Linked DNA regions of Homo sapiens: region 2 is linked to region 1. A link is a contact called in ENCODE Hi-C or POLR2A ChIA-PET data. All regions are on one chromosome and are shown on one strand. The core of a region is the stretch at or near the end of the contact, and the rest is flanking DNA. Distances in the headings are between cores, read along the strand shown.

Region 1 (6,609 bases), core at 2,145-4,644:
ATTCATGTGAAAAACTTGGAATCCACAGAAAAGCATAAGCAAAGAAGCAGAAGTCATCACAACTCCACCTTCCAGAACAATGACTGTTAACATTTTGATGCACTAATTCTTCATACATGTAACTTCAGCCACCCTCAGATTTGGTTTTACATCCTGCTTTTCCCTTACTTATCACACTTGGGCATTTTTCCACATCCTTAGATATTCTTCATAAACATCATAAAATGTTTTCATAATAAACATAATATTCTGGTAAATAAAAATATTCTTTATAAACATTGCAATGGACTGAATATTTCTTCTTCTTCTTCTTCTTTTTTTTTTTTTTTGAGATGGAGTCTTGCTCCATCCCCCAGGCTGGAGTGCAGTGGCGCGATCTCAGCCCACTGCACCCTCTGCCTCCTGGGTTCAAGCGATTCTCCTGCCTCAGCCTTCTGAGTAGCTGGGACTACAGGCGCCCGCTACCATGCTTGGCTAATTTTTGTATTTTTAGTAGAGACGGGGTTTCACCATGTTGGCCAGGCTGGTCTCGAACTCCTGACCTCAGGTGATCCACCCGCCTCAGCCTCCCAAACTGCTGGGATTACAGGTGTGAGCAACTGTGCCCGGCCAGGACTGAGTATTTCTGTCATTCCCCTGAAAATTCATATGTTAAAATCCTAACCCCCAAAGTGGTGGTGTTAGGAGGTGGGGCCCTTGGTACGTAATTAGGTCATGAGGGTGGATCGCTCATGAATAGGATTAGTGCCCTTGAAAAAGGGACCCAAGAGAACTGTCTAGTCTTCTTTCTATCATATGAGAATACAGTGAGAAGTCAAGAGTCTTCTGGAGGAGGGTCCTCACTAGAATTCAACCATGCTGGCACCCTGATTTCGGACTTTTGGTCTGCAGAACTGTGAAAAATACATTTCAATTGTTCTACACCACCAGTCTATGGGATATTTCTTATAGCAGGCCAAACTGAAAAAGATAAATATCACTTTCCATGATATGGACAAGGCCAGATATTATTTAACCATGCCACTATTATTGAGCATTTAACCCATTTCCACATTTTGCTATTGTAAAAAATGTGGTGGGTGTATATCCCTGTACACGAATCCCTGCAGATGCCTTTATACCCTTCAGGTCACAGCCCAGTCCTGTGCACATATCAGCCCTCAGTAAATATTGAGTGAACAAAGAAACCCAACCGGCTTCCAGGAACCTGGGGAGCACTTATCAGATAGATACAGCATTTAAATTTACAAAGACCCAACGCGCTGTCCAGCAATCACTCACCACTGCTCCTGTTGGCATGCTCCCTCCACCTCCTACCCGCTAAGCCAACTCTAGGGCTTAGGGAAAGGAGAAGATAGAAATTGCTTGCTCAGGACTCCCAGGTTCTAGTGCTTTCAGCAAACCTACCTGCTCTTCCGCACCTCCTGGTGAAGGGGACCTGCAGCCCTCCACTGCCTAGCTAACTACCACACATCTTTCAGACTCTGTTCAACCCTACCACCTCAGGAAAGCCATGGCTGACCTCCCTTTAAATCAACGTATGGCTCCGGTTCAGTGAAGGATACTAGTACTTAAGGTCACAGCACTTGCAGTTCTGTCATTATTTGCTCACAGGACTGACTCCTTTGCCCAATCCAGGGCAACACCAGACGGCAGGTACAATGTGTGTTTTGCTCTCCGCCCAAAATCTAACCCAGTGGAGGGCAAAATATCAATCCAAACAATGTGATTGACAAATAAATGTCTGCCGAATGAAATTTCAGATTCTCAAGCCGTTTGTTTTCACAAAAGGGAGGGGAAAGGGAGGAAAGCAGGACCTCCTACTCAGCCCAAGTGCAAAGACCGATGGGGGGCGTTTCAGGAGATAGCTCCCTCCTCCTGGCCCAGAGACCCGCCCAGACCAACTGGCTCCAGGGAACTGATGGCAAACCAGCATTCAACAAACCCAGACGCAATTAAGTGACACTGCCCCACTCCAGCCTGGTTCTCCCCAAGAGGGAGAACACAGACCGAAGAGAACAGGGGGCTTCTTTCCCCACCCACTTCCAACCAGAGAGTACCAGGCCACTCCTCACTGGTGATCCAAAAGGCCAGGGTATTGGGAGATGGAAGTGTTTCAAGCAACTCAACCCACACTTTTCTCCTCCCATTTGCCCAGTGTCCTTGCCACACCCAAATGGAAAAGAACGGGAAAATCTGGGTTGGGGGGAGGGTGCCAGGAACAGGAAGTTCCCTGGAACTTCAGGGGAAAAGGACCAGGATGGTCCTAAAATAAGGGAGCGCATAAGTTATGGAAAAGATGGGGAAGGAGGCCACAATATCTCATCACACACCCACAGCGAAACGAAGGCCAAACCCCAGACCTGGGCCGGCAGGCACACCCATTCCGACCTCTCTCAGGGATGCCTGGAGTCCCCCCCACCAAGTGTAGCAAACTACTCTTGGAGTCCACTCCTTTTCCACTTTTGTAAGATTTTGCAGTTTACACAGCTTCCTCCACTGAGACCTCATCCGACTCTCAGAACCACCCTATGGGGGTAGCTTTGCCTTTCTATATCATGCATGAGGAAACTAGCTCAGATACATTAAATGAACCGCCGCGTCACACAGCTAGAAAGTGGCTGAGGCTCGAGCCCGCCTCAGTTGGGTGTAGGAGCAGCTCCTCCGCCGGGGCGGGCTACGTCGACCCCACCCAGCCCACCGAGCCTGGCCTGTGGGCGGAGGCCCAGGTGGTGGCCCGCAGTTTCCCAGACGCCTGGGGCCGAAGCCAAGAACAAGGTGGCCCTAAACCAAGGTTTCCGGCAGTGCAGGTAGTAAGCACCCCCATCCCACCCCGCACTCACACAGGTGCAGGGCTCGGAGTCTGGAGCGGAGCTCACCCCGCAGCCCGCCGGCGTCCTGCCCGACCGGCTGTGCCCCGACCTGCATCCCCGCAAAGTTGTGGCCGTGGCGTAAGCACCCTGCCAGGGATCTCCCGGCGCCCCACAGCTGCCTCCTGCCCCTGCGTCCGGGAGCGCTTGGCGGCGAGGGCACCGGGACGCCCGCTGTCTCCCGCGTAGCACCCAGTGCCCGCCTGCCTGGCATGCACGCCCTCATCCCGGTGCCCCGGGGCAGCTCCCCGCACGTTCCGCAGAGGGCTGGAGCAGAGAGCGCAGAAGGGCACGCGGGACACACGTGCTGGCCCGGCCCGGATCCCTGCCCCACAGTCTCACCCAGATTGCCAGCAGCAGCCACGCCGGCCCGGCCCGCGCCATCCCAGCAGCGCTGCCCACCGCTGGCTCCTTTCTCCACTCCGGCGCCCGCTCCCGCCCGCCCGCCTGCTAGCTCCACCGCGGCCAACCACCACGGCCACTTCCCAGCCGCTCCCCGCCTCCGAGTTCCCGGTGCCACGTCTGCCAAAGCATGCGCAGCAGCTGGGGAGAGGCGGCCGGGAAGAAGTGCTCGCTGGGAGTTGTAGTCTGCAGCCTGGCTCAGCTGGGGGCTGCGGGTGCGGACTGGGCTCCGAGGCCACGTGGCAGCGAGTGAAGTGCGAAAAGGCAAGGTCAGGGAGTAAGGGAAGGCAATTAATGAGCGGGGGCTTACTCTGTGCCTGGAGCTTCAGAAACAGTATCTCACGCAGCTCACAGAAATTAGGTTTTATTTTCTCCACTTTGAGGATTAGGAGGCAGCGCAGGGAATTTAAGTACGTTGATCCAGATCACACAGCCGGTAAATGGCAGAGTCCAGGGCTGCCTGTGAAGGACAGGAAAAGCCCTCATCCCTGCCTCCCAGACTCCCTCCTGCTTATTCTATTTAACTTCAGTAAAACATTATTGAGCTGTTGGAAAACAATCTGGTGGTTCCTCAAAAAGTTAAACATAGATTACTATATGACCAGCAATTCCACCCTTAGGCTAATACCCAAAAGAATTGAAAACAGGTATTCAGACAAATGCACGTACACCAGTGTTCACAGCAACACTATTTACAATAACCAAAAGGTAGAAACAACTCTAACGTCTGTCAAAGGATGAATGGGTAAACAAAGTGTGATACATCCATCTAATGGAATGTTATTTAGCCATTAAAAGGAATAAAGTGGCCCAGCAGGGCAGCTCATGACTGTAATCCCAACACTTTGGAAAGCTGAGGCAGCAGAATCGTGTAAGACTAGGAGTTTGAAACCAGCCTGGGCAACATAGCAAGACCTCATCTCTGCTAAAAATAAAAATAAAATAAAATAAAATAGCTGGTGTGGTGGCAAGGGACTGTAGTTCCAACTACTTGGGAGGCTAAGGCGGGAGGATTGCTTGAACCTGGGATATGGAGACTGCAGTGAGCCAAGATCATGCCACTGCACCCCAGCCTAGGCCACAGGGTGAGACCCTGTCTCAAAAAAAAAAAAAAAAAAAAAGGTGGGGGGGAGAGAATAAAATGCTAATACATTCTACAATGAATGAATCTCAGAAATGTATGCTAATGAAAGAAGCCAGACACAAAAAGTCACATATGATGTGATTACATCTTATGAAATATTTAGAATAGGTAAATCCACAGAGACAGAAAGCATAGTAGTGGGGGTGGGGAGGAAGGAATGGGGAATGACTGCTTAATGAGTATAGGGACTCCTTTGGGAGTGATAAAACATTTTGGAACTAGATGGAGATGATGGTTCCACAACATTGTGAAGGTACTAAATGCCACTAAACTGTACACTTTAAAATGGTTAATTGATGTTATGTGAATTTTACCTGAGTAAAAATTTTCAAAAGAAAAAAACTCTTTATTGAACCCATTCCCTGTGCTAAAGCAGGGGTCCCCAAACGCTGGGCCTCTGGACAGTCTGTGGCCTGTTAGGAACCAGGAGGCAAGCTGTGGGCCAGCGAGCATTACCACCTGAGCTCTGCCTCCTGTCAGATCAGTGGTGGCATTAGATTCTCATAGGAGTGTGAACTCTATTGTGAACTGCACATTCAAGAAATCTAGGTTGTGGGTGCCTTATGAGAATCTAATGCCTGATGATCCGAGATAGAACAGTTTCATCCCAAAACCATCCCCTGTCCCCCCACCATCTGTGGAAAACTTGTCTTCCACAAAACCGGTCCCTGGTGACAAAAAGGTTGGGCCCTGCTGTGCTAAAGCATTCTTGCATGCAGTCAGTTCATACATTCAAGAATGTTTATTGAACACTTACTATGTCCTGAGGCTCAAGATATCCAGTAGTGAGATGAACAAGAGAACAGCACAGTCAGAGGTTGGTAAGTTATAGCTGAAAGGTCCTTGCCTTCTGTCAGGAGAGTCAAAGCTCAAAACTTAGAAGTTATCCATTACTCGCTTCCTATTCACAACAGGCCCATCCAACCCCTCACCACATCCTGTCAATTTTACCTCCAGAATATATCTCTCCTGCCACCTCCCAAGTCTAAGTGACTATCACCTAGGGAAGGGTAACAGTTTCTGAAAGAGTGTGCCTGCTTCTCCCCCATGCCATCCATATGTTAATGTCAGTTGGATCTTGCTTGCCCCTCCCCTGAAACCCTCCAGTGGTTTCCCATTACCCTTAGAATAAAATCCAAACTCTTCCCAAGACCTGCAAGCCCTGCATGGTCTAGGCCCTCGCCCGCCCGGTAGACCTCATCTCCTGCCTCCCACAACCCCTGTCCACTGGGTCCAGTTACACAGACCATCATTTCCTCACCCCTCCCCTCTCCAGAGCTGCTCCTGCCTCAGGGCTTGTGCTCCTCCCATTCTCTTTGCCTTGGCAATTTCCTTGGCCTTTGTCTGGCTGGCGCCTTTGTATCCTTCAGGGTTCTCCTATCTATCCCCTCTCAGAGATGCCCTTCAGAGCAGCCCATCTACAGGTGAGTTTACCCTCCCCACTGCCAAGCTCCTTTTTCTCTATCTCAACTTCTGCTTAGGTTCTGTTGCTTCTTTGCCCAGCACCTACCAAAACCCACAAGACTTACTGAGTCCTTGTGTTCATTGTCTCTTGCTCCAACCTGAATGTCAGTTTCCTGTCCCTCTGTTCATCACCTTGCTTCCAGGACCTAGCACAGGACGGAGCCACAGATGGTTCTCACTGTTCTTTTTGATGAATGACTGAATGATTGAGCTAAGTAATGTGTTGGGAAGTGTCAGAAATTCCTAAAGCAGTTTGGGGACAGGGCTTCCTTGGCATGCTCTGCTCTGCAACCTCGAACTTATGACCTGCACATGGGAAAGTGAGATTTGCACCCCTCTCTGTGGGTCTCTGTTTCTCATCTGTCAAATGAAGCAGTTGGTGAGGATGCAGAGCTACTGGAACACTCACGCATTGCTGTGGGAGTGTAAATTGGCTCACCTACTTTGGACAACTGTACATGTACAAAATCTGAGCCAAAATGTTCATGGCAGCTTTATTCACAGAAGCTGTTATGGACTTGTGTCCCCCCCAAATTCATATGTTGAAGTCCTAACTAACCCTTACTACATCAGAATATGACCGTACTTAGAGCCTTTGAAGAGGTAATTAAGGTTAAATGAGGTCATTGTGGTGGACCCTAATCCCATATGGCTGGTATCCTTACAAAAAGAGGACAGTAGGACACATATACAGAGGAAAGACCATGTGAGGACACAGAGAGAAGACAG
Region 2 (6,609 bases), core at 2,367-4,866, 86 kb before region 1:
ACACGGGAAGGAAGCCCCTGCTGCCATACCCCACTCAGTGCAGGGAAAGGGGCAGGCAGAGGAGAAAACGCTTCTGGTCCTTGTACTCCCTTCTGGTGGGGGTGAGGGGTGCCTCAAAGCCGCAGCCAGGGCTTTCGGGTAACAATGGGACCTCCTGACTCCAGAGAGAGTCCTGGGCTCTGGGTCTAAGTGAGAATCAGGTTCCCAGTTCATCCCCACTCTGCCTGCATGGGCCTGTCCCCAGCCTGGCTTCCTTTGGCTTTATGTCCCTGTAAAGTTCTCATTACCCCATCTCTGCCACTGTCTCTGGGCCTGTTAAGGTGATCCTAGCACCTGTATCTCTGCTCCCACAAGGTCTGGATGGTACCTTTAGGCCTGACCTCCTGTTGGCCTTGATCAAAACTTCAAACCCTGCCCACCCGGCCCTGGGATGGTCATCTGTCTCTGCTTGTGAGGGCTGCTCCACTAATACCTGCTCCCCTTTCCTGCCTCGGCTGAACTTCCGTCTAGGCCTGCTTGGCCTGTTTATCATCTAGGACTCTATGCTCAGCTTATGCCTGGCCTTGGTTCCTTCCAGCCTGCCCTGGCCCCACCTGGGATTCCACCCAGGAAAGTAAGGCACCCCTGCACGTGACTCTGGGTTTGGGTGTGTGTGAATGCAGATCCCACGTGACTGCCAGCTTCTAGGGCCTGTTAGGCCAGAGGTTCCCATGACTGAGTCTCAGGGCTGGGAGGAATGTTTGCAGTCCTCTGCACCAGTGCTCCGCCTGGCATGGATGAGAAGGGAACTCAAAGGCTGGCAGTCAATCACACTTCCCCGAATTCAGGGGTATTTCCCTGCCCCACAAGCCCTCTCCCAGCAGAAGCCCCCACTGCACCAGCTGCCTGGGGGATGTGCCTGGGGGACGCGCCTGGAGGCCCTGCACTCTAATCCAATCTGCAGCTCTAGCTTGTTAATTTTATGCTTCATCAGTCGGCAGCTGCAGGAGCCTTTCACTTAGGCAGGGCGAGGCTCCACTGACATGGCCTTGCTCTCCTCCACCATGGCATCCTCCAGTTGACTTTTGTTGGATTTTTAAATTTGTATTTTTAATTATATAAGTAATGCATGATGACAATCCTACAGTAAAAAGGTTCAAACACTAAAAAAGTAAATAGATGACCCCTTTAACCATCCCTCTCCTCCAAGTAAGTGCTGGAATGGTTCAGCATATCCCTTTTAGTTGATTTTGCAGCATAAATCCAGCCTGCCCTATCTTCCTTCTAAAGAGAATGTCCTGGTTCCCAAGGAATTTCCTGCTTACAGGTCTTAGCAGACCTGCCCCTGTTTGGGGAAGGACCTGAATGACAAGAAGGAAGGTGTAGGAATTAGCTGCAGGCAGATCAAGAGATGAAGAGCGCTGTCCTTACCTTTCGGTCATCTTTGAAGGCATCAGCAGTAGCAGTAAAGTGCGGAATGACCTTCTTACAGTGTGGGCACCCTGTGTGAGAGGGGAAGAGAGCACACAGGACTGTGATGCATGTGCAGGGAGGCTGCAGGGCCAGGGACCCTTCCTGAAAGCTCCAGAGAGGGCTCTCCAGGAGCTCCCCACTGCCCGCCACACTGTCAGGGTCCTTTTGTCAACCTTGCCACTCTAACCACCTCCCACCCATGTCTGATCTATTGGTAGGGGGGACTGGTAGGAGTCCCTGTCACAAGCATCATATGCTCCTGCCCAGGCTGGGGGGCGATGGTCACTGTAGTCTAGTTCTGCTCCTTCCACAGAGGACGAGGAACAGCCTGATCTTGGGGGCAGAGGGAGCTTTGGGCTTAAAGAGGAAGGCACGGGATTCTCAGAGCCGCTACAATCTTCTCTTGCTCCAGGGACAATAGCAAATCTCTCCATTTCCTGACTGAGAGGAAGTGGCGTTGGGAAATGCAGGGTGGGGGGATTTTGGGGCAACTACTCTGCACCCACTGCTCATGATTTGCTGCTAACTTCTGCATTCCTAGCAACCTCCACCCAGCCCAGACTGTGAGCAGCCAAATCAGGCCCTGGTCCCCAGGTCTCCATCTACTCTTTGCTCTACAATAACCAGAACCTCAAAGCCAGGAACAGGAAGGCCATGGTCAGGGTAAGAGGGAGAGGAGCTACGGGAAGTCACCAGGCAGTCCTCAGGTCCCTTGATGCTCCCTGTCCCAGGGAGAAGGCTTGTCAGAGCAGCCTAAGGCCTTTGAGCTATACTGGGGCCCCTACCTCCAGCATCTGTCTCTTGTTCTGGGCATCACCCTGAGCCCCAACTCTGACCTCAGTGTCTCAGAAGCAGGGTAGGGACCTCTGTGGGGGCCACTTTCTCCTCCTGTCCTGGTGAGCCCAGGAGCTGCAGGCTGATCCAGCCCTTCCCTCAGCACTAACAGATCAGAACCCAAACCCCCCTCCTCTCTCAGCCCTTTCCCAGTCACTGGTGAACAGAACTGTCCAGGGCACAGAAGGGCTCTGAGGGGAGGGTTTCCCTGAGCAAGGGGAGGCTCCAGCCCACACCTCTACGTCAGCCAGCCTCCCTCAGCCTCGGGAAGGCAGAGATGCCACGGTGGGAACAGAAACGGCTTTGCTCATCTACTTTCTCCTTTTTAAAATAAGATAATAATGACTGGCATTTCAAAGGGTTTTGTGAAACCAAATTAAGGCTAAGCTACAAGTTTAATCTGAATTTAGTCCTTGAGCCAGTCTTGAGATGAGCAGGACCACCCACATGGCCTGGCTGGCAGAGTGGCCAGCTGGCCCAGAGCATTGTGGGGGGTGATGGGGGGTGGGGGTGTAGAGGGCTTTGCCAAGTCTCATGCAGAAGGAGCAGAAGAGACCTGGGCCAGTGATGGGTTATATCAGAAATGAGACAAGCACAGCTTAGCAATGTGCCTAGCACAGCCTAGCTCATGGCAGAGACTGGATGATTTTTTAATAGCCTAAAATGGAAATTACAAGTAACACTTCACTAATTTGACATAACAGAAAGAAAAATAGCTCAAATTCATGAAAATGTCACACTATAAAGGGATGATGTTATAAAATTTTCAAAACACTTAAAGAGCGCAATCTACTGGTTAACAAGGTATGTCACAGACAGCTCCTGCAGGCAGCTGCAGGCCCCTTGTGTGTGGCCTATGCCCATAATAGCATTAGGCTGGCGAAAATAACCACCCCCCTTCCTCAAAACCTGGTTTCACTATTAATTTTTCCTTTTTAACCTCTTTGTTCATTGAAAGTCTAAAGGTAACTGTCAGCCTAGTGTAAATTCCTGTTACCATCAATTTAAAATATCTAGGCCTCAGATTAATGGCTTTCTGTTGCATCTAATTTTCTCATTATCCGAAAGAAAGAGTGGGGCCAATGAGTAATGGGAGGGAGGGCTGTTTCAGAAAGTGCATGAAGATGCTTCCAAGAGGTGTCAGGAGGGCCAGATGTGGATGATTTTTTTTATTTAATGTAGGCTTAAAAAAAAAAAAAAGGCACTGCCTCTGTGTAGCAGAAAACCAAAGACGCCTCCCAGAGTGGGGAAAGAGGAACAAAGACTGAGGACAGGCTGGACAATTGCAGTTCTAGAGACTCCGCCAAGCTGGCCTGAGAAGGGCAGTCACCATGACCAGACCATTCAGCGTAAAAGGAACAATGAAACAGCAGGAGGAAGAGCTGTGCAGAAGCTGGGGAGACAGGATGCAGGGGCAGACATGGTGGGAGAAGGGATGTGGGAGGTGGAGAGATGTGAGGGGAGGTAAGATGTTGGGGTGAGGCAGCTAGAAGGGGAGCAGGAACGTGTGGGTATGCTGCTTTTCCTTTAGACCTCTATCAGGCATTTGACTTTACTATTTGACATTTCTGTAGTGTTTAGATCCTTCATATATAAAAAGTATATAGTATATGCCATATTTATATATAAAAATAGGTATTATTATTTTCATTATTAAAAAGTCAAAAGATGTATCTTTTTTGTCCTTGGAAAGTCTTCCCCCTGTAACCCACTGATAAAGATGTATGTCCCTGGGGCAAGGTTTAGGGACAGAAAAACGCAGTAACAGAAATGAAGAAACTCTAAGGACCAAGCCCTCTGCCAGAGGTTGAGTCACTCAGTGACCCTGCCCTGGATGGATTGTGTTTAGAATTTTGTCAGGGTAGACAGTGAGCCCCTCAAGGCCTGGCAGGGACATGTCTCCCTCCCTTGTACCCTGGGCCCTAGACACTGCACAGCACAGAGCTGATATTTGATGGGTAGGTGGAAGACAGGTGGGAAGGCAGGCGGGAAGGCAGGCAGGCTGGAAGGCAGAAAGGAAGGCAGGCAGGAAGGAAGGCAGGAAGGAAGGAAGGAAGGAAGGAAGGCAGGAAGGCAGGAAGGAAGGCAGGAAGAAAGGCAGGCAGGAAGGAAGGCAGGCAGGAAGGAAGGCAGGCAGGAAGGAAGGCAGGAAGGAAGGAAGGAAGGAAGGCAGGAAGGCAGGAAGGAAGGCAGGAAGGAAGGCAGGCAGGAAGGAAGGCAGGCAGGAAGGAAGGCAGGAAGGAAGGAAGGCAGGAAGGAAGGCAGGCAGGAAGGAAGGCAGGCAGGAAGGCGGGCAGGAAGGAAGGAGGGCAGGAAGGAAGGCAGGCAGGCAGGAAGGCAGGCAGGCAGGCAGGCAGGAAGGCAGGCAGGCAGGAAGGCAGGCCAGGCAGGCAGGCAGGCAGGCAGGCAGGCAGGCAGGCAGGCAGGCAGGAAGGAAGGAGTTGTAGATCTTTGGCAGCCCAAAAGGGTAAGAGTCTCTCCCAGATTCCCTGGGGATTCAAGCACCTGTCGGTCCCAGCAGCCAGGGTCAGGGTGGCGGGGGGCTTATGTCTGCTATGAAGGCCCCTCAGTCAGGGAGGAGCTGAAGAGAGGCAGAGGAAGCACTGGGCTCTGGTCCAGAGGTCTGGGGGAAAGTATTTCGTCTGGTCAAGGGCTTCCACTCCTGCAGCCAGGTTCTCACTTGCTGCTGAAAACACTCTCACTCTCTGGACTGTGCCTGTGACATAGAGAGAGCCATCCAGGCTGCGGGAGGGGCCTGCCACTAACTTGCCCCATGGCCTTGGGCAAGGCTCAGTCCTCCACCCCCTAATGCCAGAGGGAAGATGTCAGCTCCCGAAAATTTTCAGGCTTCTGGGCACACTCTACAGACCGAAGAGGACAGCCGGAAGCTCTGTAAGGGACTGGGAGAGGACAAGTCCCACTCTGAGAAGGAAAGGCAGAAAGAGATGGGCAGGGAGGCTGCCTCAAGGAGGGGCTGAGGCTGTGGCGGCCCCTCTCAGACCCTGAGAACACACAGACTCCACGGATTACTGACACTTGAAAGGTGGGGACGGGGGAGCCAACAGGAGGGCCAGCTACAACTGAGCAGGTTTATGGCTAGATGGAGCTGCCTGGCTTCTCTGTAGACTGCAGCTTTTATTATCCTCACTCCATTAAGCTGAGCTGTAACCTGGGGGAGAGAGAGAAGGGCAGCAGAGAGTGGGAAATTCTAAGAACCTTTCATTGTAAGTATCAATTAACAACTTCAAAATGGGAATACACAGAAACCTGAGGTCACCGATGCCAATGTCGGCAGACGTGTCACTTCCTCAGCTTGAGCTCTGATTAAAACGAGCACAGCACAGGAGCTCAGGAGCGAATGTGGCTGTGCCTATGCCACGGCTCCAGAGCCATCTGGAAGGGCAGGGAGAGGGGGTTCCAAGGTGCTGAAGATAAGTCAGTGTCTGGAGAAGGAAGAGGGGGCGGGGACAGCTGAGGGGTGGGAAGTGTGCAGGTAGGGGACAGGGGCATGGAGGAGCCCAGGGACAAGAGGGGACGAGCACAGAGGCAGAGGGCTTTAGGACAGACACGAGAAAGGCTGCCCCAAAGGAAGGAGAGCCCGACGAGTCTGACAAAAGGAGGCCCTGGATTTGAAGGACCTCTTAGCCTGGAATAAAATTGGAGAGCCTGGTTCATAATGGAGATGACCCTGGGATCCATCAGCGGCTGCCTTGGTCCCTGGGGTGGGTGTGCGGGTCTTTTTGGTTTGGTGGGGCCAAACCCCTCTTACTGTGCCACTCAGTGAGCACCCAAGCTACTTACAAGGGGCGTAGAACATGACCAAGGTGTGTTTCTTCTTCTTCAGGGTCTCCCGGAAGTTGTCCCCCACCAGGTGCAACACGCTTGTCTGCTGCTCTTCCCACGTGGGCTCTGGGGGCGGGGGGGCCTCAGGGCTGCAAGAAGCCAGGGGAGTGGGGAGGCAGCCATAAGGAGAGATTTTTAGATGGGCAAGGAAATCCACCCTCAATGTCCCAACCACTCGGGGGAACATGCATGAAGAAACCACTACAATCCTTCTAAAATTTCATTTTAAAACCACAGTTTAAACACAAACAAATCTGTGCCACCAGCAAAGACCTTCCCTGATTCCCTCTGAGGAGCCCATTAAGGAGCCATTTTGTAAAATATGGAAGACTTGACACCATTTCAGGTCAGGGCAGCCCCCCCAGTTGTGGGCCACGAACTCCTTGACAAGAGCATAGAGGCACCTCTGCTTGGACTCCCAGGCCCCTCCTTTCTGCCCCCTCTAGGACCCTACATGATCGTTCATTATCTTCTGGTTCT

The links. A loop is a pair of places that touch in the nucleus more often than their neighbours do. ChIA-PET counts read pairs that join two places held with the same protein, here RNA polymerase II (POLR2A). Pooled maps may share reads with other maps.
Region 2: a loop to region 1 is called in a pooled map, with 3 times the contacts of the local background. The contact joins the enhancer-like site here to the promoter of PDIA5 in region 1. A Hi-C loop is called at or near these places in 1 of 168 maps with a recorded cell type or tissue (HepG2) and 4 of 50 pooled maps. POLR2A ChIA-PET finds 5 or more read pairs at or near these places in 2 of 52 experiments (Caco-2 and HepG2).

What each region holds. Positions count from the first base shown.
Region 1 is chr3:123,063,810-123,070,418 of GRCh38, reverse strand. PDIA5 (protein disulfide isomerase family A member 5) reads right to left here and starts at 3,394. Exons shown (of 17, transcript NM_006810.4): 1 at 3,213-3,394. The coding sequence starts at 3,254. RefSeq lists a silencer at 3,100-3,339.
Region 2 is chr3:123,149,843-123,156,451 of GRCh38, reverse strand. PDIA5 (protein disulfide isomerase family A member 5) reads right to left here. Exons shown (of 17, transcript NM_006810.4): 14 at 6,088-6,218; 15 at 1,411-1,481. Among named protein-coding and RNA genes, the nearest start is that of MIR7110, 8.6 kb to the left of the region's middle. RefSeq lists an enhancer at 1,824-2,324. Within about 2 kb of position 3,616, at least 5 of the 41 ENCODE cell types and tissues checked have a DNase peak (open chromatin) inside an H3K27ac peak, as active enhancers do.